Regions from separate parts of the Mus musculus genome. Here regions 2, 3, 4 and 5 are each linked to region 1. Evidence: chromatin loops called from intact Hi-C (ENCODE). Cell type or tissue: left cerebral cortex. All regions are shown on one strand. Each heading gives the region's core, and the rest is flanking DNA. Links, peaks and the distances in the headings are about the cores only. Region 1 has its middle 4.3 kb from the start of Gm32200. Region 2 overlaps Dtl (denticleless E3 ubiquitin protein ligase). Region 3 holds the start of Ppp2r5a (protein phosphatase 2, regulatory subunit B', alpha). Region 4 overlaps Dtl (denticleless E3 ubiquitin protein ligase). Region 5 has its middle 6.3 kb from the start of Gm32128.

The links. A loop is a pair of places that touch in the nucleus more often than their neighbours do. Peaks named below come from ENCODE experiments on the same cell type or tissue, not always from the same donor. Only the 100,000 strongest peaks of a DNase experiment are listed, where the experiment ranks them.
Region 2: it touches region 1 in a loop (9-fold over the local background); 6 of 42 quality-filtered maps call a loop at or near these places.
Region 3: a loop joins it to region 1, with 8 times the contacts of the local background. A loop is called at or near these places in 13 of 42 quality-filtered maps.
Region 4: it touches region 1 in a loop (2.3-fold over the local background); 5 of 42 quality-filtered maps call a loop at or near these places.
Region 5: it touches region 1 in a loop (2.2-fold over the local background); 4 of 42 quality-filtered maps call a loop at or near these places.

Annotation. Positions count from the first base shown.
Region 1 is chr1:191,467,138-191,471,532 of GRCm38, reverse strand. No RefSeq gene overlaps it. Among named protein-coding and RNA genes, the nearest start is that of Gm32200, 4.3 kb to the right of the region's middle. In left cerebral cortex, for the core only: CTCF peaks have their summits at 625 and 1,820 (motif pointing right); DNase peaks (open chromatin) are centred at 711, 1,162, 2,218 and 2,450; H3K27ac peaks cover 2,293 bases.
Region 2 is chr1:191,537,777-191,542,171 of GRCm38, reverse strand. It overlaps Dtl (denticleless E3 ubiquitin protein ligase), which reads left to right. Exons shown (of 15, transcript NM_029766.3): 14 at 636-1,468; 15 at 2,831-4,395. The coding sequence ends at 2,929. Among named protein-coding and RNA genes, the nearest start is that of Dtl, 36 kb to the left of the region's middle. In left cerebral cortex, for the core only: no CTCF peak of the experiment used is centred there; DNase peaks (open chromatin) are centred at 409, 1,016 and 2,105; H3K4me3 peaks cover 1,644 bases; H3K27ac peaks cover 1,618 bases.
Region 3 is chr1:191,393,449-191,397,843 of GRCm38, reverse strand. It overlaps Ppp2r5a (protein phosphatase 2, regulatory subunit B', alpha), which reads left to right and starts at 803. Exons shown (of 13, transcript NM_144880.4): 1 at 803-1,608. The coding sequence starts at 1,428. In left cerebral cortex, for the core only: no CTCF peak of the experiment used is centred there; DNase peaks (open chromatin) are centred at 1,834, 2,023, 2,543, 3,550 and 4 more places; H3K4me3 peaks cover 3,723 bases; H3K27ac peaks cover 2,544 bases.
Region 4 is chr1:191,560,549-191,564,943 of GRCm38, reverse strand. Dtl (denticleless E3 ubiquitin protein ligase) reads left to right here. Exons shown (of 15, transcript NM_029766.3): 6 at 1,768-1,833; 7 at 3,407-3,519. Among named protein-coding and RNA genes, the nearest start is that of Dtl, 13 kb to the left of the region's middle. In left cerebral cortex, for the core only: a CTCF peak has its summit at 1,914 (motif pointing right); a DNase peak (open chromatin) is centred at 1,880.
Region 5 is chr1:191,412,112-191,416,506 of GRCm38, reverse strand. No RefSeq gene overlaps it. Among named protein-coding and RNA genes, the nearest start is that of Gm32128, 6.3 kb to the left of the region's middle. In left cerebral cortex, for the core only: no CTCF peak of the experiment used is centred there; a DNase peak (open chromatin) is centred at 1,913; H3K27ac peaks cover 445 bases.

The sequences.
Region 1 (4,395 bases), core at 244-4,243:
GCTAGCAAGATGACTCAGCAGGTAAAGGAGATTTGGGCAAGGCTGAGGGCCTGAGTTTGATCCTGAGACCCACAAGGAGGGAGAGAAGCAACACAAACAAGTTGTTCTCTCACATGCACACACATGCTGTGGACCGCATGCAGCATTCTCCCCCCCCCCCCACACACACACCAAAAACAGAATAAATGAAAACAAAACCCAACAAAACCAAACCCAAAAACCAAAAGTAGTGTCAAAATGTTGGTATGTTAAGTCACTATTAAATTGAGAATACACTATTAAATTGAGAATACTTGGATGTTGCTATAGCAGCAACACCCAAGAGGCACGTAGGTAAATTTAAATGGTCTAGCAGCCCCGTTTTAAAAAGTGGTTGAAGCTAATAAAACAATCACATTGTCATTTAAACTTGTAATAAATATTAACTTAATGAGATATTTAATTTTCATATAAACCTTTGGTTGGGTGCATATTTTATATTTTCTGTACATCTTAGTTTGAGCAGCTACGTTGTAAATGCTCGAATCTGCCCTGTGTGACTGTGCCTTCTGTAGAGGACAGGATAGTTCCAGGTTTCTTGTTATTTCGTTCTCACCCAGCCAGGAAGGAAGAAAGTCCCCAGAGGCTGATCTCTTTCAAGCCTCCTATTGCTGGCTAATTAAATCCCTAAGCAACGGCTGAGTCACTCTCAACTGTGGCAAACAATTTAAGAAATGTGTCTCAGAGCCAAGAACACAGCTCCCCACGTACAAGGAGAGAGGCGAGGCCTCTGGATGAGAGCTTTGGAGGAGAGGGAAGAGTGTGGGAAATCAGGTGCGTCTGTGTGGGAGGGAAGAGGTAAGCCATCACTAAAGGCTAGAGAGGAACAGAGGAGCGAAAAAGGGTCCCTGCTGAGTCATGTTCCTCCTGTCTTTACAGCCCCTCTCTGAGGCCGGACTGGGGCTCATGTCATAGACACAGAATCCCAGATCATCAACACTCAAGTCTGGTGTAGGGCTCATCGTCTAATTCATTACCCCTAAGCTCCAGGAGAACAGGCTCAGTGTGCATAGACTCTGGTGCAAAGCGTGTCCAAGTATGCAGTGTTTACATAGACTGTATTATCTGCATGATGCATACTCTATTTGCAGGCGGATCTCAGGATCTAAAAACTGTCTCCACGCTTCCCAGTAAAGGGGCTGCTTCTTACCCCTCCTCTGCGTTTCCTTTTCCTCCACCCACCACCCGCAGTAGACTCCTTTGAGAAAAGCAGTGTGGATTGGAGGAAGCAGGAGACTGAGATAACAGAGACAGAGGAGGAGGATACAAAGAATCCACTCAAAAGCCACATGGGAGCCTGCAGAAGTCACACAGTGAATCCGCAGGGCTGAAGAGCCACAAGGGAGCCTGCAAATTTGACAACTGTTTTAGGGGAGAAGAGGAGTGATTGCCAAAGCTTTATTTGTCTCAGAATATCCTATTGACCTCAGTCCTTGTGTGGTTAGTGTTAGTTCTAGGTAATCCAGAGAGAAGGCATTTTCTCCCCAAGACCCTGTTAAAAACAAAACCAGGCTAATCTGGAGGCAGCCAGAAGGAAGAGCCATTGTGCTGTGTTGACACTTTGGCCAGCCACTTTCTAGCTGAACTGCCTCGGACAGTTGACTGAAGTGTCTCTGCTTCAGACTCTTGTTAAAATAGGTTAGCTTGTGTTTATTTGATGTATGTATGGTTTTTATATGATGTGCATATGCTTTGCTTGCACACACACACACACACGTATGTGCATTATGCGTGTTCGGTTCCTGAGGAGGCCAGAAGAGGGCATCTGTACCCTGGAGCTGGAGTTACAGATTGCTGTGAGCTGCTATATGGTGCTGGGGACTGAACTCTGGTATTCTGCAAGAACAGCCATCTCTCTGGCCCCTCTACTTAGACTCTTAATTTCAAAGCTTAACAAGAAGACAGTTTTACCACTTAGGGGTTTCTTGGGGAGTTGGTGCTTGAGATTTGCTTATGTGGGTAACATGTTATTGCTCCATGGTCCTTTGCTGGAATCTTACCCCAGAGCCAGTGGGGGAAGTCTGTAAAGAGTGTCCAGACTTTATACAGAATAGGAAACTCTTCTGGGAGAGCTGACTCCCTTTTCCAAGGAAGGGTCACAAACAACTCTCGATTGTTCCCTGCTCCAAGGCACTGGTGTACTAGAATATTAAGTGCTCATCTGAATGGGACTAAGAACACTCAGAGGCCAAGTGCTTGGTGGGAAAGACAGGCTATGGAAGCAGACAGGTCTCTAGGGGAACCCTGTCTCTGACCCTGGCAGATTGTGTCTGAGCCCGTTCCCCCATCACTTGGTGGGGTTTATGACAACTTTCTTTAATCTCTGGGGTGAGGATTGCTCAGGTCTCATGTCTTATGGCCAGTAAATAGAGTCAGGACGGAGCCCTCCTTTCCTTAACACAAGGCTAAGGCTTCAGTGCCCCTGGCAGCAGAGGAGCTGTCCAGCCATGCGCCTGGCATGACAAAGAGCTGAATTTCCTGCAGAGAGAACTACTGACTGGCCATTGGTAGGCAGATCACTGAGGGTCAGAGATGAAAGCTGTGGAAGTGAGGTGAGCAGAGGTAGGCAGCAGGGAAACTCCACTAGGAGGTCCCCCTTCCTCCCCTCTCTCTCTCCCTCTCCTTACTCTCCCTCTCCCTCCTTCTCCTCCCCCTCCTTCCCCTCTCTTTCCCTCTCCTTCCTCCCCCTCTCCTCCCCTCTCCTCCCCTCTCTTTCCCTCTCCTTCCTCCCCCTCTCCTCCCCTCTCCTCCCCTCTCTTTCCCTCTCCTTCCTCCCCCTCTCCCTCCTTCTCCTCTCCCTCCTTTCCCTCTTATCCCTCCTCCTCTCCCTCCTCCTCTTTCCCTTCTCCTCTCTCCCTCCTCTCCCCCCCCCCCTCTACCTCTCTCTTACCCTCTCCTTCCTCCCCTTCTCCCTCTTCTCCCCCCTCCTCCCTTTTTCTATGTTATCACTGATTTACAGCTCTGGCTCCTTTTGGTTTGTTTGTTTATTTTATTTTATTTTATTTTGAGACAGGGTTTCTCTGTGTAGCCCTGGTTGTCCTGTCTATAGGTTGTCACTCTATATAGACCAGGCTGGCCTCGAATTCAGAGATCCGCCTGCCTCAGCCTCCCAAGTGCTGGGATTAAAAGCGTGCACCACCACTGCCCAGCTCTGGCTCCTTTTTAACTTTATATTTGGAGACTAAATTGCCCAGGCTAGACTTGAATCTCTGACCCTCCTGTCTTATATTCCTGAGCCTCTGGGATCACCGACCTGGCTGATTGGTCTTTTTATTTAATTGAAAAATAAACTTTTTTTCTCCTTTTTTAGTGGCCCCTGAGATGGCTCTGCGGATGAAGGTGCTTACCACTAAGCCTGACAACCTGAGTTCAGTCCCTAGGGTCCAGGATCCATGTGACAGAAGGAGAAAAACAGGCTCATTCTCTGTCTTCTGACCTCCACAACCACTTAAGGGCTAAAAAAAATTTAGTTGCTCTCTTTAGATGTTAAGGAGTCCCCATATTGGCCTAATAAATACTTTATCCCCAGCTAGGCTGGGTGTTTTTGACGGGGAGAGAAGCTCTGTGGTAAGCGGTGTCAGTAGTGTTCTCTACCATCTGGCCAAAGGAGGGTCACTTTGACACCATCCATTCACTCCCAGTTGGCAGCATGGGATACGCAACCCAATGTTCAACATTAAATATACAAATCACACACAGGATTCACAGCCAAGTCAGAGGAATTCTGAAGCTTCACCCAACAGAGGAAACAGGCTTGCCAAGTATCTCCCGGTGTCCCATACTCTGCCTCCAGACATCCATCTGTAATTCCCCCTGGTTTCTGGCCCAGGTCTCTCTCTATGTATGTGTGTCTCTGTCATTCATATTCTCTCTTTCTCTCTCTCTCTCTCTCTCTCTCTCTCTCTCTCTCAAACACACACACACACACACACACACACACACACACACATAAGGTCTCAGGTATCCAAGGGTGGCCTTGAACTTGCTATGTGCATGGAGTTGACTTGTTTCTTCTGTCTCTGTCTCCAAGTTCTGGGATTACAAATGTGTGCTACCATGTTCGTTATATAAGGTGCTAGGGATCAAACCAGTGCCTCACACCTGCTGGCAAATGAGATAGTGCCAACTCCTTAGTCTCCTTGGATTTATAGATGGGGATCCACAGGCACAGACGTTTTAAGCAACTGCCTCCTTTCTCTACCCCCCTCCCTACAACCACTCAGATCTGGGTGGCAGAGTCATGATTTGAACCTAGGCAGTCTTGCATCGTAGAAGGTTTTGCCTGATGCTGAGCTGGGAGCAGGCCTCGGGCAGACCACAGACTCAGCCCCAGGGAAAGCAATGGTTCCCTCCAAT
Region 2 (4,395 bases), core at 176-4,175, 71 kb before region 1:
TCTGAGTTCAAGGCCAGCCTGGTCTACAAAGTGAGTTCCAGGACAGCCAGGGCTACACAGAGAAACCCTGTCTCAAAAAAAGGAGGGCAGATCAACAAGTAGGAGATATTATTTGAAGGTTATAAAGTTTTGTGTGCATACAAGCAAGAACATGGAAAATTTTTAAATATTAATCATATTATGAGGTGATAGATTATATCATAGATCTATTTAATCATTTTACAATATGTGCATATGTTACAATAACACGTTTATCCCCAAATTCATAGGATAAAAAGTAGAACTGTTATGGTGAAACACCATGTGCCTTTTGATCTCGTTTTTTGTAGCAAGTTTGTGGTGTGCGTTGTGTCATCTGCACGTGGAGACTGTTGGGGGTGGTGCTTGTGCTTTAGAAGTTTTATCTCTCCTAGGCTTTGCCAAGTATATGTTTTACATCAGGGGCTTAGGAAACTGGCAGTTAGACACAGGAGAGGAAAATTGCTAGGGGGGTATGGTAGAAATGGAATGATTTTAGCTATTTACTGACAAACCAACCCTTAGATGATGATGTTAGATATGCCCCTTGATGAAAAAAATCAAGGACTTTATTACATCATTTTCTTTCTGATTTTCATGCTCTTCTTCATTTTCAGTAACGGTACCAAGTAGCCAGAGTACTCCTGCCAAAGCTCCCAGAGCCAAGAGCAGTCCATCCATCTCCTCTCCTTCGTCAGCAGCTTGTACTCCGAGCTGTGCAGGAGACCTCCCTCTTCCTTCAAGTACCCCCACATTCTCAGTCAAAACCACTCCTGCCACGACCCGTTCTTCAGTCAGCAGAAGAGGCTCCATCTCTTCTGTGTCTCCCAAGCCACTCTCATCTTTCAAGATGTCGCTTAGAAACTGGGTGACCCGAACACCTTCCTCATCACCACCTGTCACTCCACCTGCTTCTGAGACAAAGATCTCATCTCCAAGAAAAGCTCTTATTCCTGTGAGCCAGAAGTCATCACAGGCAGATGCTTGCTCTGAATCTAGAAATAGAGTGAAGAGGCGTCTTGACTCAAGCTGTCTGGAGAGTGTGAAACAAAAGTGTGTGAAGAGTTGCAACTGTGTCACTGAGCTTGACGGCCAAGCGGAGAGTCTTCGTTTGGATCTGTGCTGCCTTTCCGGCACCCAGGAAGTCCTTAGCCAAGACTCCGAGGGTCCTACCAAATCAAGCAAGACTGAAGGTGCTGGCACAAGCATCTCAGAACCTCCTTCTCCTGTCAGTCCTTATGCTTCTGAAGGCTGTGGACCACTGCCTCTTCCTTTGAGACCTTGTGGAGAAGGATCTGAGATGGTGGGCAAAGAGAATAGCTCTCCAGAGAATAAGAACTGGTTGTTGGCCATAGCAGCCAAACGCAAGGCAGAAAATTCATCCCCAAGAAGTCCATCATCTCAGACACCCAGTTCCAGGAGACAAAGTGGGAAGACGTCACCAGGCCCGGTAAGCTTAAATGTGGGAGGACACATGTCCTATTTGAAGGGGACTAGGTGCAGTTCTCAAGATTGTCTGGGAATCAGGTTAATAACTTCGCCCTGTTACTCCATTAATCCTTTTGTCTGCTCACATTCTTCAGTCTTACTGCTTGACTCACTAAAGCCTTCCTCTCACCATCCAGAGTGTCGATTCAAAAATATCTCTCCTGGTAGACAGTATGGGTTTTTTTTTTTTTTTTTTTTTTTTAGGTAAACTTTATTCTTGGGAAACTTGCCAACATCCTTAAGTAGACTTTTTTAGCTTGTAATTGCATTTTATGATCAAAATGAAACTTAGATATTTCAAAGCAATTAAATTACAGAATCCTTGATTTTTTTTTTAATTTATTTTTATTTGTTGGCTTTTCCTCAAGTTTCTGATTGTCTTGCATATAGCAATATTCTGAACACTTATTTCTAAGGTTCACTTTTCAGTGACTGACAGGACATTTAATTATGGTAAGAGAAATAAGTGAGCTTTGTAAAGCCTAAGAGTGGTAAAGATAGAAGTAGCTGAGCATTAGGTAAGCCATGCACACCAGCAGAGCAATGCAGAGCTGCTGTTACTCGGTGTGAAGTTATGGGGAGGGGCATTCAGTTCCTGGGGCTCGCAAGGTTCTTGTTCTAAGTTTAAAAGGGAGATGGAAAGGACTCCAATCCAATTAGGGGCAGAAGCTATCTTTAGACTAGTACTAATGTGGTGAGTATCCTGCCTCACTTAACATCCTTAACCTAGCCTGTGCTTCAGGGAAAGGAAACAAAAGATAGATATATAAAGGCTATTTACTCTGCAAGCCAAACCAAAATTTTGGTACAGAAAATGACAAAGTTTCTTTTTCTCAATAGTAGGAATGTTCTGTGTTCCTAGCCAAAAATTTGTCATCAGTGTCCCTGTGGCTCCCATCTGTCTTTCCTGACCCCCATGATTACTTTTCACTGACAATATAAATCTTAAAAAGCTTTGAGACCAGTGTGCTGATCTAGTTTTTTAAGTTTTGGGTTTTGTTGTTGTGTTTTGGTTTTGGTGTTTTTACGTTTTATTGACTTACAAGCTTTCACTATGTATCCCAGACTGGCTTTGAACTCAGGACCTTCCTGCCTTAGTCTCCCAGGTGCTGAGATTGTGGGGCTGTGTCACTATATTACAACTAATATTTATCAGAAAAATGTTCCTTTTTTGGAAGAAAATGAAGAAAGTGCTGTTTTTGCACTTATCAATTGAGGGGCTGATTTTGATTCGCTCAAGAAAATAGCAGTTTTAACCTAGACATTTGCTGTGGGGACTTGGAACTTTAACTTGGGGTGTCGCTAACTCTACGCTTTCTTCTAGGTCACCATTACTCCCAGCTCCATGAGGAAGATATGTACATACTTTCGTAGAAAGACTCAAGATGACTTCTGCAGTCCTGAACACTCAACTGAATTATAGATGCTAATCTGAAGTTCATTGAACTTGGGTCTACAAAGATTTTTTAAAAAGGCTTTAAAATTCTGGTCTTTAAGAAAATGGTCATCTTTTCATTTTGGAAAAAGTCCTTCTACTCTTTAGCAGACCTAGTCAGGCCCCACTGTGTATAGGCACAGCTGCCTAGGTGAGTGCTGTCTCCAGTTCCCGGGGCGGCTTGTCCTCTGTAGTCTACTCTAGCAGTCTGTGGTAATCACGTCCAGCTCGTGGATGCAGGAATCAAGGAGTGCTTTTGTGGACAGTGGAGAGTGCTAGTCCAGCACAGGGCCCATCCGTGAAGGCCAGTCTGAAGACATCCTCTGCAGAAGATGCCTTAAGCAAGCGTGAGCTTATTTGAAATATATCATTTGTTCACTATATTTGTGTGTGTGTGTGTGTGTGTGTGTGTGTGTGTGTGTTTCTCAAACTGGATAAAAATGTGATATTCACTTCGTACATTCATATTGTCTTCATGTACGGTATCAATGTCAACTCTTTGGAGAATGTAGGAGAAAACATCAGAAAGCTGAGTTTTTGAAAGCTGTGGAGGTCTTTTCTTTTTTTTTAAACCAGATTTCTATTACAAACCAGCATCACTCATGAGGGAGCAAGGCACTTTCTTGAGAGAGATGTTTTATAAAATCAGTATACAGTGAGACCAGGGCAGTTCTCTAGGGTCTGTGACTTTTTTTAAAATGTCATTAGATTTTTAAGATAAAGTAATTTCTTACTTATAAAAGTTGATATTGCTTTAAAAAGAAATCTAGAACCTGGAAAATAAGCTTTTTTTTTTTTTAAACAAAAGGCACCAGCTGTCTAGTATATTGGTAAGCAAAACATAAAGAGCACTTTATCTCGACAGTTAGTGCAGAGGTTGTGTCTGTTGACTCTAAATTGTATTTGAAATGCTGTAACTTTTCTTTCCCTTAAATGCTACATGTTGGTCCTCATGAAATGAGCATCATATCTCCCTTTGCAGACTCTTAGAAAGAAACTTTATGTTGGAGAAAGGCGTTCCCTTATAGTTAGAAAAGAGTTTGTCTCATTCAAATCTCTGGGGGCTAGCTAAACTTTATTTCAATTCTCGTGATTTTTAAATATTTTATTAAAAACGTTTAAGTCCTTTGAGATTGTAAGTTAAGCTTATAAAACAAACCAAACTGAGAAAGTTAAATAAGTGTTGGGTTTCTGTAGTCATTACAGTCAAACCACACACACATGCAGCAGCTTTCGCTGAGCGCTGGGGAGTCTTCAGTGATGTTAGCTTTTTGAGTAGTGGGCAGTAGGAAGGAATTTTTAATGATGTAGAACTGCCAATAATGTTAAATATCTGCTGCTTTGAAAGCCAGTGGTGGTGGTCAGTAAAGCAGATGATTTGTGTCTCTGTGTCTGGCCACACTGCCAAGTGAAGCTGGGGTAAGTGGCTGTCAGAAACTTCAGGCTCTGCTTGG
Region 3 (4,395 bases), core at 92-4,091, 74 kb after region 1:
AGAGCTCTCTGAAGTGGTAGAGACGAGCTTGCCCAAACCCCACGCGAGATCAGCGATCAGCGAACCGCGGCGCCAAGACCTCGGGAGCTACAAATGGACTCCCCAACCACCAATTACGCGGTTTAGGACCGGAGAGGAGAAGGCCCGCCCAAGAACGTAGCCCCGCGCTCCGATTGGACAAGCTCATTTCTCTCCCGGGGCTCCTTCGCCTGTCAATCACGTTGCTCTGACACGACCTTGGCCCCGCCCCCGTTCGACTGACGCAATGCTTGGTGTTCTTGGGCACCCCGGCCCTCGCTTCATGTTCTCATTGGTAAGCAGGGCGCAAAGAGAGGGAGGACGCTCTTCTGCTTTCTGAGCTGCCTGTGTAGTTTCCCTCTTAACGCGCTGTCTGGAGAACAATCCCAGCCTGGAGCCTAGCGCAGGCGTACACAAGAGCCGACAGCGGCGCGGCGTTTCCCCTTTCTCCCTCCCGAGAGCTTTCCTTTACAGTTGTGACGCACAAGGCACCCCGCTCACTGCCTTCACTTGCGATTGGTTGTGGCCCGCGTCTGTCACGTAGCCCCTCCCTCCCACCCAGCTATGGACTCTTGATAGACAGCCGGGAGGCCACGCCCCCACCCCCGTCTGCCGCTTAGCCCTGCGATTGGCCGAGGGCACTGGCATGCTTTCCCGCCCCGGCCCCCTCCGGAGACTCCGGAGGCTAGTGGGACCCCGCGGAAGTTGTCAGTCAAACTCCTTCCTCCACCCCCCGCGAGGACCTCCCCCGGGCCGCGGGAGCGCGCACGCACGCGCACCGAGTCCCCCCTCACCCGAACCAGCCACCCTCTCAAGTTGTAGCAGTTGCTTCCCGGGCGTGCTCCGTGGGCGGCCGGTGGGCGCGGGAGGCTGAGCGAGGGCGACGCTCCAGGGATCCAAGGATCCAAGGATCGGGGTACGGGTGGCCGCCCCGGGCGATGAGGGGCCATCGCTGACAGGAGAACGAGCGCTCGGCAGCGGCTCGCGCGGACCCGCGATGGAAGCGCCCCGGGAGGAGGCTCCCGGCCGGGCGGACAGCGCGGGCGGCAGCCGCTGAAGACCTGTCCGGACTCCGCGCGCTAAGGGGCCGCGAGGCGCGCCCGGCGTCCGCACCCGCGCGCTCGCCCCAGCCGTCCAAACTTCGGGCTCGCCTCCGCCCGCCCTCGTCGCCGGGCGTCAGCAACTTGTGCGGCCCGCGCGCCCCCGCCCTCCCCTCCGCCAGCCCCGGGAGGCGGCCGCGCGGCGCGGGGATGCGGCCGTGAGGCGCTGTCGGGTGAGGAGCAGCTCGCGGAGCGCGAGGGCGGCGCGGCCGGGGCCCGGGGCGCAGGGGCGCAGGCCCGCCGTGCCCGTCCCCCGCCGATTGCCCGGGCCAGCCGCCGCGGGAGGCGCCGATCGCCCGGGTCGCCGAGATGTCGTCGCCGTCGCCGCCCGCACCAGTTGCCTGCGCCGCCATCTCGGCCTCGGAGAAAGTGGACGGCTTCACCCGGAAATCGGTGCGCAAGGCGCAGAGGCAGAAGCGCTCTCAGGGCTCGTCGCAGTTCCGCAGCCAGGGCAGCCAGGCGGAGCTGCACCCCCTGCCCCAGCTCAAAGGTAACCCCCGGCCGCCCCTGGCCCGCGCTCCCGGGGCAAGCCCTACTCCCCTTCCCACCTGCGCGCTTGCCCCGCCTGCCCTTGCCTTGGCGATTTCAGGGTCCCCAGAGGTACCTGCGCTCCCTTCCCTCGTCCAGTCTTTCGACTCCCTGCCTCGCTGAGCCTCAACCCTGGTTTTCTCCAAGCTTAGCTAGTTCTTCTCTTTCTCTGTTTGTCCCTCAGTTGTCACATCCAGGGTCCAAACAAACTGCTGCCGAGTTAGCTGGCCTTTAGACGTAGCTATATAGAACTAGCTTAAAACCGGGACCAGGTGACAGATCTTACTGTCTCGTTAGACGTAAATGTTATACCTCAGAAGACCTCGATTGTCTTTGGAGAGGTTATGAAGGAAGAGTAATTTCTTTGCCGTGGAACGGGAACTTGGTTAGCGCGGCTATGCTTCCAAGGACTTTGTAAGGTTTTGTAAGTAATTCAGATTGGTATCCGTGCCTAATGCCTCGCAGGAGTGCTTGGCACTCCTTTTGGCTCTCTTTTCTCACCCGGTTTGGAGGCTTTTCATGAGTTGTTTACTGGCGTTCTTGCTTATTCTTTGAGAATTACTGGCTTTTAATTTAATAATTTTACGTCTTTGCATTTTATGAGCTAGATGTCATTAATGGAAAAGATGTTTATGTTCCTAGATATTTAAGAAATTCTTTGCAACCTGATAGAAACCTAGAGAATGAGTCACAAGGCCAAGAAATAAAAGAAAGGCTCATGCCAAAATAGATAAATGATCAGCAGATTTTTCAATTCTTTTGACAAAGATCCAGCATCCCTTTCAAGGCCAATCTGGTTGTGATTTGTCTTTGAGTCTATGAATCCTGACTTAGTTTGGCAAGGAGTGTAAAGAAAACCCTAGATCAAATCAACAGTTGACCAGCAACAGCTTGGAACCCCATTTAAACTCTACATCTGCCTCTCGGGGTGCTTCTGAATTAAGGATATACCACTGGTAGAATCACACAGACTTTTGAAAATAGTTTATGTTAGGTGTGTGGTGTCTCATTTGTTGCTTTATTGCTCTTTACCATACTAGAATTGTTCAAATTGATACAGCACTGTCAGTGGAGTGCAGCCATAGCCTAAAATAACTCTGTCCTACCTGTTAGGATAGTGAATTGCTACTCAGAGGTTTAAGCTTTTATACTTAATTAAGAGTTATTTTATCCTTTGTTTTTCATTAGTTTATCCTGTTAATTTTAGTTTGAAGTCTCGATACTAGCATTTTTCTTATGTATCTAATTTGCTAACGTGGTTTTCTTCTTCTTAGTGTTGTACTTCTTAGTTCCTCTGCTAGTAATTGAATTTTAAACATCTGGTTAGTCTTGAGATGCCTCTGTAGTAGATTTTGCCTTTAAGACGGACAGAAATCCACAGAATCAGTAATCAGACTCAAAGTTACCTGATGTTTGGTTGAAGATGTAGCAGGAACTGCCAATGTTTTCACATACAGAATTTGGTCAGTAGTAGAAAGAAATTGAAATTTGCGTGTATAGTGTTCCCCATAAGGTATTATTCATGATAAACTGATGCAGATTCGATTGAGGAAGTAAAACTTTTTACTTGAAAATAAAATCCTCAGGAAAAACTGCTTTAAATCCAGTTGTCAAAATGCTTGAAAAGTGATTTTTTTTTTTAATGGAGTTGTCTTACTTGGTGCTTTGGCAGTGCCCTTGATACCACCGTGTTGAGAGTTTTTTCTGTCAGTAGTATTTTCCCCCAGTTGTGGGTTTTAGCAAAAACAACAGCAGAAAACCCTTTCGTATGAAAGAGAAATTTTCTTAACTGCTCTGAAATACAATCTCACTGGTTGTGGAGTGATTCAGATATCCATGGGCATCCAAGATCTTTCAAGTATTTTATATCAACCAACCTGCTTGCTTACACTTTGTCCACATGCATCTGAACTGGAAAGGTGCCAAGGAGTTTTGTTAGAAACAGACTCTGAGTAAGATTAACAAAACAATCCAACCTTTTCAGTTTATTTTTGCAAAACCTTGTAGGTGAGTGGGTTGCATGATTTTTAAGGCTGAAAATGTTAAAAATAAATAGTGTAAGTTCCTCTGAGGGCTAGATGCTAGAAAATAAAACCAGGATCAGTATATGTGAATCACCTTTTCTGGTCTTGAAACTTGTGTTCTTGTAGGTTGTAATTTTTTTACCTAAAACTTGTTATTTCATAATGAACAATTCAGGAACTTGTTATTTAAGATAGGTCATCTTTCAGTGTTTAGCCTATTTTGGTTTAAATTTCTGAAAGGATTGGCTTGGTAAAATAGCTCCTTTACGTGTATAGACAGCTTAGTATTTCAAATAATTATCTTTGAAAACAAAACAAGACAATATTGCCTATGACAATTGGAACAACCAAAAACTGTGTGTCATTAATTCTTGTTATGTGCCTTTTCAATCTACTATAGTAATGCTATTATGCTGTTATCTAACAGTCTGGGGCTCAGTGTATTTTCACAAATATCTTTTTTTTTTTTTTTTTTTTTTTTTTGAGGTTTGAACAGGTTAGTTTCGGACCTGTGATTATCTAGATGGTGTTTCTTCTGACTTTGGGACTTTGGTCAAATGCCAGTAGTTTTGCTGTAACTCATTTTACATAAACTTCAAGTAGTATGGTTGAGAAAGTCTGGCCAGGAGAGGTCGTTACAGTAGAAAGTAAGTTTTTGATCTTTCTGAGTTATTTTCCTTATCAGTAAAGTGGGAATAATACTATCTCCCAGGATTGGAGAGAGT
Region 4 (4,395 bases), core at 87-4,086, 94 kb before region 1:
AGCATGAGGGACAAAGTGGGAAGGGTTTAGACAGAGGGAACATAGCTGAAAAAGCAGGATTATAAGGACAGTGAGTAATGGGGGGGGGGGGGCATGAACTGGGGAAGTTTTATTAGAGTAGTGATGGTGAGAAGAGCTAGGACTTAGAAAATTGTAACAGGTACTTTTGATGCCAAGGGAACCTGAAGGACAAAGTGTGCTTTGGAATGCTAATAAGCACCACAGTTAGCCTTTTGCCTCATCTGCCTTTTGGAATTTGGGAAAATAGTTTCCTTTGGACCTACCACTATGTACAACCTACTGAGTCCATTTAATGTTGCTTTTTTTGTGCATGTATTTAAGGCTGACCCCTGGGGATTAGAAATTTATTGGGAGGCTGGTCCATAGAGGAAATTGATTTTCCTATAGTTCTTCATCTAAGGGTGAAGCTTTATGAAATTCCCTCTACCCATGCTAGCATGTCAACTGGTATAGTCATTGTGTAGGTTTTGATTAGGCAGCCACACTGTTGAGATCTCAGAGGCACAGTGGCCGTCTAGAAGCCACCATCTCAGAGCAGGTATTCTGCCCTTCTGGCTCTCGGAATCTTTCACACTCTGGCTCCTGCAGTGTTCACTGGGTCTTGGGTGTAGGAGTTATGTTATAGATGTACCAACTGAGGGTGGGCATACGACCATGACTTATTTGAATCTTGAGCAGTGTGGCTCTCTGTATGTAAACAGTTTCCATCTGCTGCCAAAAGAAGCTGCTTTGATGAAGGTAGAGCCCTACTTTTACCTTGTTGGAGGATAAGAGGGCAAACTATTCAAAACATATTATATACCATAAAATTTTCTGTTTTTAACTGTGTATTTAAACAGTTTTTAGTTTACTCAGAGTTGTGTAGTAATTAATATGGGAGAGCAATGGATCTATCAGTCAATTTGTTAACTCCACTATATCATCCAGAGAGGCTGAGTTTGAAGACATAAGTAAAGGTTCTCTCTGTGTCTAGTTCACCTGCTGCTTGGGCAGCTCTTGTTGTGATAGAGCCCCTCTCCACCCCTAGTCTCTTTCCTGCTTCCTCTATCTTAAAAGGAAGCTGGCAGGTTTCTCTGTTGGCATTTGGTTACCTTTGCCTCGATTGCTCCATCTAATCACCTGATTTAGTTGTTAACTCCTACAAAATTAGGTGTTTTTATTCAGTGTCCACAAAGCTCTCAAGTAGTTGTTATGGGACTTTGTTCAATTTATAGCTATTATTATAGTTGAATCAGTTTGTTAATTGCTCACTCTTCCATATAGGGAGCAGAATTCCTTTTTAAATATTTTGTAAATGTGCCTATTTTGCAGTGGCCTTGTGCATACTAGGCAAATGCTGTACCACTGAAGCTATATACCTAGCTTCCACTGTTACCTAAAATATAAACAGTACAAATAAGTGGGAATTCTGTGTTCTATTCAATGCTGCTGCCTCTTTCATACCCAGAGGTAGTACTTTGATCTGCTAAGAAAGAGGACTTTTAGACGTTCCTTACCTCAAAATAGGAAGATTAGTGCTTACCTACTAGATTGGCAGGCACATTGAGGTAATGTGTGAGAACTGTGTAGAGCGTGAGCTATCTTAGACAGTAAGCTCTCCTCTGTGCTAACAGTTGCTACGCTGTCGTTTTCTTACTATCATCTCTGGTGGCAAATTCAGTGCTTTTGGAGAATGTGTTCTCTGGGGAAGGGGAATGGAATGTGTCTTTGATTCGTTTCCAACATCTTGATGGCCTCTTCCCACAGCTGTGTTCTCTACAGGGGGGAGAGACGGCAACATTATGATCTGGGACACCAGGTGTAACAAAAAAGGTAAGCTAGTTCTGTCTTAATTTTAATAAGTGCTTAATGCTCAAAATAAAATGAAATGCTAGTGATTTCATCTGATACCAGCAGGGGGCACTTGTGTTCCCTTCCTGCTCAAGTCTCAAGGTAATGATTATTGCAAAGCTATTAATAGATGTTCTTAGTTTCACATTGTCTCTGAATTATAATTCCGTCTATCTAAATTATTGATAGAATTAAAACTACTGATGTATAGTTCACTGAATAAAGGTTTGGTTGAGATGTTTTTGTTTGCTTTTAATTTTCCTTTTTTTATCCTGACAAGATGGCTCATCAGATAAAGGTGCTATCCATCAAACCTCAACTACCCAAGTTCAGTTCCTACAAGTAGGAGAGAACTCCTTAAGTTGTCCTCTGACCTCCACTCCCCTCACACACACAAAAAAATGCCTTTTAAAAAAAATCAGATTAAATTGAATATAAGCTTGTATTGTACAGGGTGGTATTAAAGGAGATGGTCGTTGGTGTGTTTATTATTAATTTATGTATTGATTTTAAAATGTTAAACTATTTTTGTGGAGCAGTTTTTTGGGTTTTTTTGTTTGTTTGGCTGGTTGGTTTTTTGGGTTTTTTTTTTTTTTTGTTTGTTTGTTTGTTTTTCGAGACAGGGTTTCTCTGTATAGCCCTGGCTGTCCTGGAACTCACTTTGTAGACCAGGCTGGTCTTGAACCCAGAAATCCACCTGCCTCTGCCTCCCAAGTGCTGGGATTAAAGGCGTGCGCCACCACTGCCTGGCAGTGGAGCAGTTTTAATTTTATATCAGCATTAAAGTGCAGAGAATTTCATATATACTGAACACCTACACAGATGCAGCCTTTGCAGTCATTCAGTTGGTACATTTTTAAGCTGTTAAGCATTGGCTCATACATAATTAATTCATAATTTGTATCAGGGTTTATTTTTCATGTTACACATACTATGGATATTGACAAATATATGACATGTATCCGCCATTGTAATATATAGAGTACTTTCATTGCCCTAAAATATGTCTGCTCTGGTGTTTCTACTTCCTCACGAAGCCTTGCTACCACTATAACTGTCCGTGGTTCTCCAGATTTTCATAAATGGAGTCATGTCGTATCTTTCTCTTTGCACAGAATTACTCTTTGGGCAGGAATACCACATTGTATCCACTCATCCACTGAAGGGTGCCTTGATTGTTTGTGTTTTAGCCATTAAGAATAAAACTATAACTATATCTGTGTTTTTCTTTCTTTGTGTGATTAAACTCACCATGGGCTCTTTGGGATTTTGTTTTTTTGTTTTGTTAAACTTTGTTTGCTTTTTCATTGTGTGTATACACAACCACAGCGCATGTGGATCTGTTTTCCCTTTTGAACATGTGAGCAGGGAATCAAATTCAGGTCATCAGGCTTGGTGACAAGTGTCTTTACCTCTACTGAGTCTCTTCGGGGTTTTTCGGTTTTGTTTTTATACTAGTTAGTCAAAAATCACAAAATTTGAGGTTCTATAGAAATGATTAAATATTGCTTTCAGCTTGAAATCAGAAAACATTAAAATCTTTGGAACCTTTCAGATGGATTTTATAGACAAGTGAATCAAATCAGTGGAGCTCACAATACTGCAGACAAGCAAACCCCTTCAAAGCCCAAGAAGAAACAAAATTCAAAAGGACTTGCTCCTGCTGTGGTAAGGTTTTAGAGAAGTGTATGTGTAAATAGGCAGTTGTTACTGTATTTGCTTGCTTTTGAGGCAAGATCTCTGTGTGTACTTAGGTTGGCCTGGAATACATGATCTTTCTACCTTAGCCTACCAAGTGTTAGGACTATAGACTGTTCATGAGCCACCATTCATGACATGAGTGGCTCTTAACAGTAGGGAGAATCAAATCTCTCTTTAAGGAATTTGTTAGGCAAAAAGATGGATGTAACTCTTAATTTCTTTGGTATTAACTGTTTATAGTTTACTTAGCCCTACTGCAATGGTTCTCAAACTCTGGTGAGAATAGAGAACATGGTAAAGATTCAGCTTTCTGAGCATATATGCATTTGTTATAAAAGGTGAAAGGGTAGTTTGTGTTATTTTTTTAATGAAAATAGGTAATATAAAGATGGATGGAGTTTTAGTTACTTTCTTCTAGATGTTTTAGACACCTTACCGTAAACATGGTGATGAAATTCATACACCTTTAGTATTAAATTTTTGGGGGTGCTTGCTAGATCTGGTACGTTGCTCTTCTGTATTTATGACTTGTAAATTTTTTTAGAGAAACATCAAAGCACTCTCAGTCATCAAATGCTTAAGCAAAGACTGTTATACGGGGACTACACTGGCTGGCAGGCCTGCTGCTAGTCCTACATGCTACAGATAAGCACCAAGATGTCAGAGTCATATGGACTTGGGAGAAAAGAAGCAAGTCACTTTGAGTGATAGAAATATATTCAGAAGATTAAGGGCACCCTGGTGTTTTGGGGGTCAGTAATTTGATGTAGAATAAACACAGATGCAGCTTTTAAACCAGTAGTTCTCAACCTGTGGGTCCCAACTCCCTTGAGGGTCACATCA
Region 5 (4,395 bases), core at 99-4,098, 55 kb after region 1:
TCTGGGGATGCTCTTTGAGAGCCACAGTGGCTGGATTGGGACCTGTGTCACTTTTGAAAATCGAGTGTAGCCAAAAATAATTGTAGGAGACAGTTGGGAAAGGAGGTCCCCCCCACTCCCCATCAGTTGCACTCAGTCCTTCCTGCGTATCTCAAACTCGTACCTAAAACTTCTTTCCAGTGGCACTTCCTGTCCCTTGTAGACAGGGTCTCCCAGTCAAATTCTTTTTTCCTCTCTCAGTTATTCCCATCTGCTGTTGGCCCATTACATATATTTTAAGCACTTATCATGCCCTATTGGGGAATTTGCAAATTTTAAAACATTAGCCCTAACACAACCAGGAAGAAAATACACTCCATTCCCTTACCCAACAGTACAAGGCAATTAAATGCCACATATACACACCAGACAGGAAATGGTTAAGGAATGTAGGGGGAGAGAGATTGCCCTGGGGCTAGAGGTTAGCCCTTGAGAGAAGTTAGAGAGCCAAGTGGCTGAGGCAGTTACTCCAAAAGGACCCAACAGGTAAAAGTTGTAAAAGTTGTTGAGCAGTTACAAGCACCGAGGCTTACAGCTCCTGCCGCACACCCACCTTGGAGTGCAAGAATCAGAACCAGCCACTCCTGGAAGATTCAGGAAGACTTAGTGGGGTGGCTACCTCCTCTAAGCTGCTTGGCCCATGTTGGCTCAGTCAGTTGAAGCAATGGTTAAGGAACCTGTCAGGACCACATAATGATCAGCACTGGTGAGGTGGTTTAGTTACAGAGCGTCATCACTCTGTGCCAGACAGGAGTCAATCATTCCTAAAACAACTGCTGAGGTAAAGACATTGTTACCCTCAGTTCTAGGTGAGAAAACAACAACAACAACAACAACAACAACACCCCACAGAGATGTTAAAAGTAAAACCTAGACTTTCCCACTGTGTATAAATAAAAAGTATCATAAATTGGACTCATCTGCCTTGGGGGCCGTCCTTCCAAGCAAGCTGCCAACAGGATCAGGATGAACGCATATAGAACTGAACATGTTCTTGTAGTTGTAGTAAAAAGAGAAGCAGGTGAAAATTCTTTGGTGGGAGTGATGTTTGAGAGAAAATTCATTTTAATAACACGTTTGCTCCCTCCGAGTATCTCGAAGATATCTTTTAAACAGATAGTCAGTATACAATTTTTTCATTTCACTTTGGTTTTCTCATGAGAACTTTCCAAATTTATGTGTATTTTTAAACCTACAGAATGTTTCTATTCAAATACTAGATTTGCATCAGAAATACTTGATCTGTATTTATATTTCACATAATTTATAGCTGAAAAAGTATTCACATACCTGATTTATTCCAAACATCCTAAAACTTAAAAAAGCATTTCCAATATCCTGGTTAAGTACCAAAAATAATTTTCTCTGTTTATATATACATCCATAATTTCCAGCCTGGTTTCTTTTAGAGCTGACTTTAAATCCCATTGATTTTAAGCCTGTCTGATTTGTTAACTTTGTGTAAGTCTGTGCTAGTGTTCATTTATTGATCTGTGAGATTAGCACACAAAATGGTGGGTGTCCTCACGGCATCTTCTGCTCACACATCTCACCATGCTTAGTTTTAATTTTTTCCCTCCCATGCTGACCTTTCTTGGTCCCCTCCCTCCTCTGTCTTGTTCTTTTTCTTCCCCCAGGTGGGTACCCCTCTCCTTTCTTTCATTCTCTCTATTAAGATCTCTAATAATCTCCATTAAGATCTTACCTTCCTTAAGATCTCTTCATCCTCTCTCATGATTACCTCCCTAGTTTTACAGCCAACACACACACACACACACACACACACACACTGAGCACTGGCAGAGAGCACAGATAACTGTCTTCTATTTCTGCATTCCACAAGATGATGAGTCATATCACGTGTACACCTTTAGGATAACTTTAAGAACTACGCCCGCCCACGAGCTCACTCAGCAAGCTGAGCGCAAGCATCTTTTCAATATGTATCATTTCCATGGAATGAAGAGCCAGGTGTTGGTGGTGCTCGCCTGTAATCCCAGCAGCAGCCTGGAAATAAAGGCAGGTGGATTTCTGTGAATTTGAGCCAGCCTGACGTCATAGTGAGACCCAGTCTCAGAAAAGTAAAAAGAGGAGCAAATGGACAGACGAAGGATGAGCCCCTTGTTTAGAAGCTGCAACAGTTCAGCCAGGGGAGGTGAGGCAAAGCCAGAGGCAGGAGGGCAACTGGACGCCAGCAGGGTTATATAAATTTAGCTTCTTGAAAAACTGGAAGCAACCCTGTCTCAAAAGGGTCAGGGGCATAGAGCACTTGCCTGGGATGTGAAAGGTCCTGGCCTGAGCACTGAAGCCAAACAAGCAAGCAAGCAAACATCACAGGCAACGGCAGCCCTTGATCTACTTTTGCCAGGCACCCTTCACTGTGACAGAAGTTATGCCTGGTCTCTCTAGCAGAGATCTTTGACAAATGTAACATTTGCAAATGTCTATACCAATGAAAGTAACATTCAGCTACGGAACAACAATACTTAAAAAGAAAGTGAGTTTGAAAATCCTGTGGAATGAGGTTATCCAAAGTATCAGTTGGTTGTGTTTCTTCTATCACATGACTTTCTCTGTCCCTGAAGAAAGTCCTGAACACCTGGATTTGAATCGATTGGATTTTGGCATTGTCAGGAAGACTTTGGAACAAGACAATTATTGCTTAATTGAGGAACTTCCAGGTCTTCCCCTCCACCTTTGTTGAGGAATGACTGACAAAAGCTGTCCATATTTAAGATGCAGACATCTGATAAAAGCTGTGACAAAATTACCAAATGAAGACAGGTATTTCACAACCATCTCTGCAGGTACCCTTTACTGGGTAGTCTGAATGCTTAAGATCTAATTACTATACATTATCACTAATTGATACATTGTTATTTTTTTCTGGGCTGGGGACTGGCCAGGCTTTGTCTTGCTAATTAAGCATGTCCCCGCTGAGGACCCCCCCCCCCCCCCCAGCCCTAGGATCATTAATTTAACCGTGGCGCTCAGATCTCCACACTGTAAATTAGGGCTTACATCTAAAAGGCAGTGGCTTCAGTCAGCAGGTGAGAGTCTCCACTTCCTTTACTCCCTGCCCTTAGTGACTACCCTGCTCTTTAACTCCTTGAATGCCACACGTGAGACAAGGGTGCAGCATTTGTCCTAGTGTGTCTAGCATGATGTCCCCCAAGTTTATCCATGTTGCAGGGAATGTATTTCCTTCTTTATAAGGCCAAATCATATAGATCACCTATGTAGCTCACATTTTCTTTATCCATTCATCCACCAGCATGGGCTGTTTCTGTAATTTGGCTATTGTCCCCTGTGCTGGAGAGAGCAGAGTGTAAGGATCGTTTCAAGGTACTGATTTCATCTCCTTTGGATCGATATCCAGAAGTGGAATTGTTGGACCATATGGTAGCTCTGTTTTCAACTTTTTTTTTTTTTTTCAGGAACTTCCAAACTGCTTCCCCTAAAGGCTGTGTTGAGCTTATACTAGTTGTAAAATGTCTCTCAGATCTTCCCCTTATTTTCTCCAGCAGAATTTCTAAGATGGAGATGGTAATGTTCTTGGCCACCCCTCCATCTAAAAGTGGTTCTCTTTTGGGTGTGGGAATTCAAATCATCTTATTGGTAGCAGCTAACATTATGAACCCGGTCCTGGTTAAGAATTACTTAAAAATATTTATTGAACATTTACTTCTAATTTCAGGCAACTCTCATTTAACTGTTGGGAGAAAAGTTATTTTTAAATTTGCTATCTTTTCACTGGAAGTGTCTGAGACAGTCTCATGTAGCCCAGGCTAGCCCAGACTCCCAATCTCCTGCTCCCACTACTCAAGAGTTAAGGCAGTACATACCTATGCTTGAAGGTTGAAGCCAGATTTTTAAGCTAGCCTGGGTGATATAGTGAGTTAGCAGTCAGTTTGCAATAAAGAAAATCTCTATTAAAGTTAATTAAACTGAAGTTTATTTTCTCTAACTACACTTCATGGACTCAGTAGTCCTATTTGACTGGAGGCTAATAGACAACACAGCCCCAGACTGTCGCTACAACAGAATCATGATTACTGTGTTCAAATCCAGATCCCAAGTCCAGAGCGTCTTCCTCAGTCCCTACAGGGTCTCAGGCATCAGTGTTGCCTTAATGCTTCTACAGAAGAATGTGGTAGTCAGCTACTCTTTTTTTTTTAAGATTTATTTATTATTATATGTAAGTACACTGTAGCTGTCTTCAGACACACCAGAAGAGGGAGTCAGATCTTGTTACGGATGGTTGTGAGCCACCATGTGGTTGCTGGGATTTGAACTCTGGACCTTCGGAAGAGCAGTCGGGTGCTCTTACCCACTGAGCCATCTCACCAACCCATA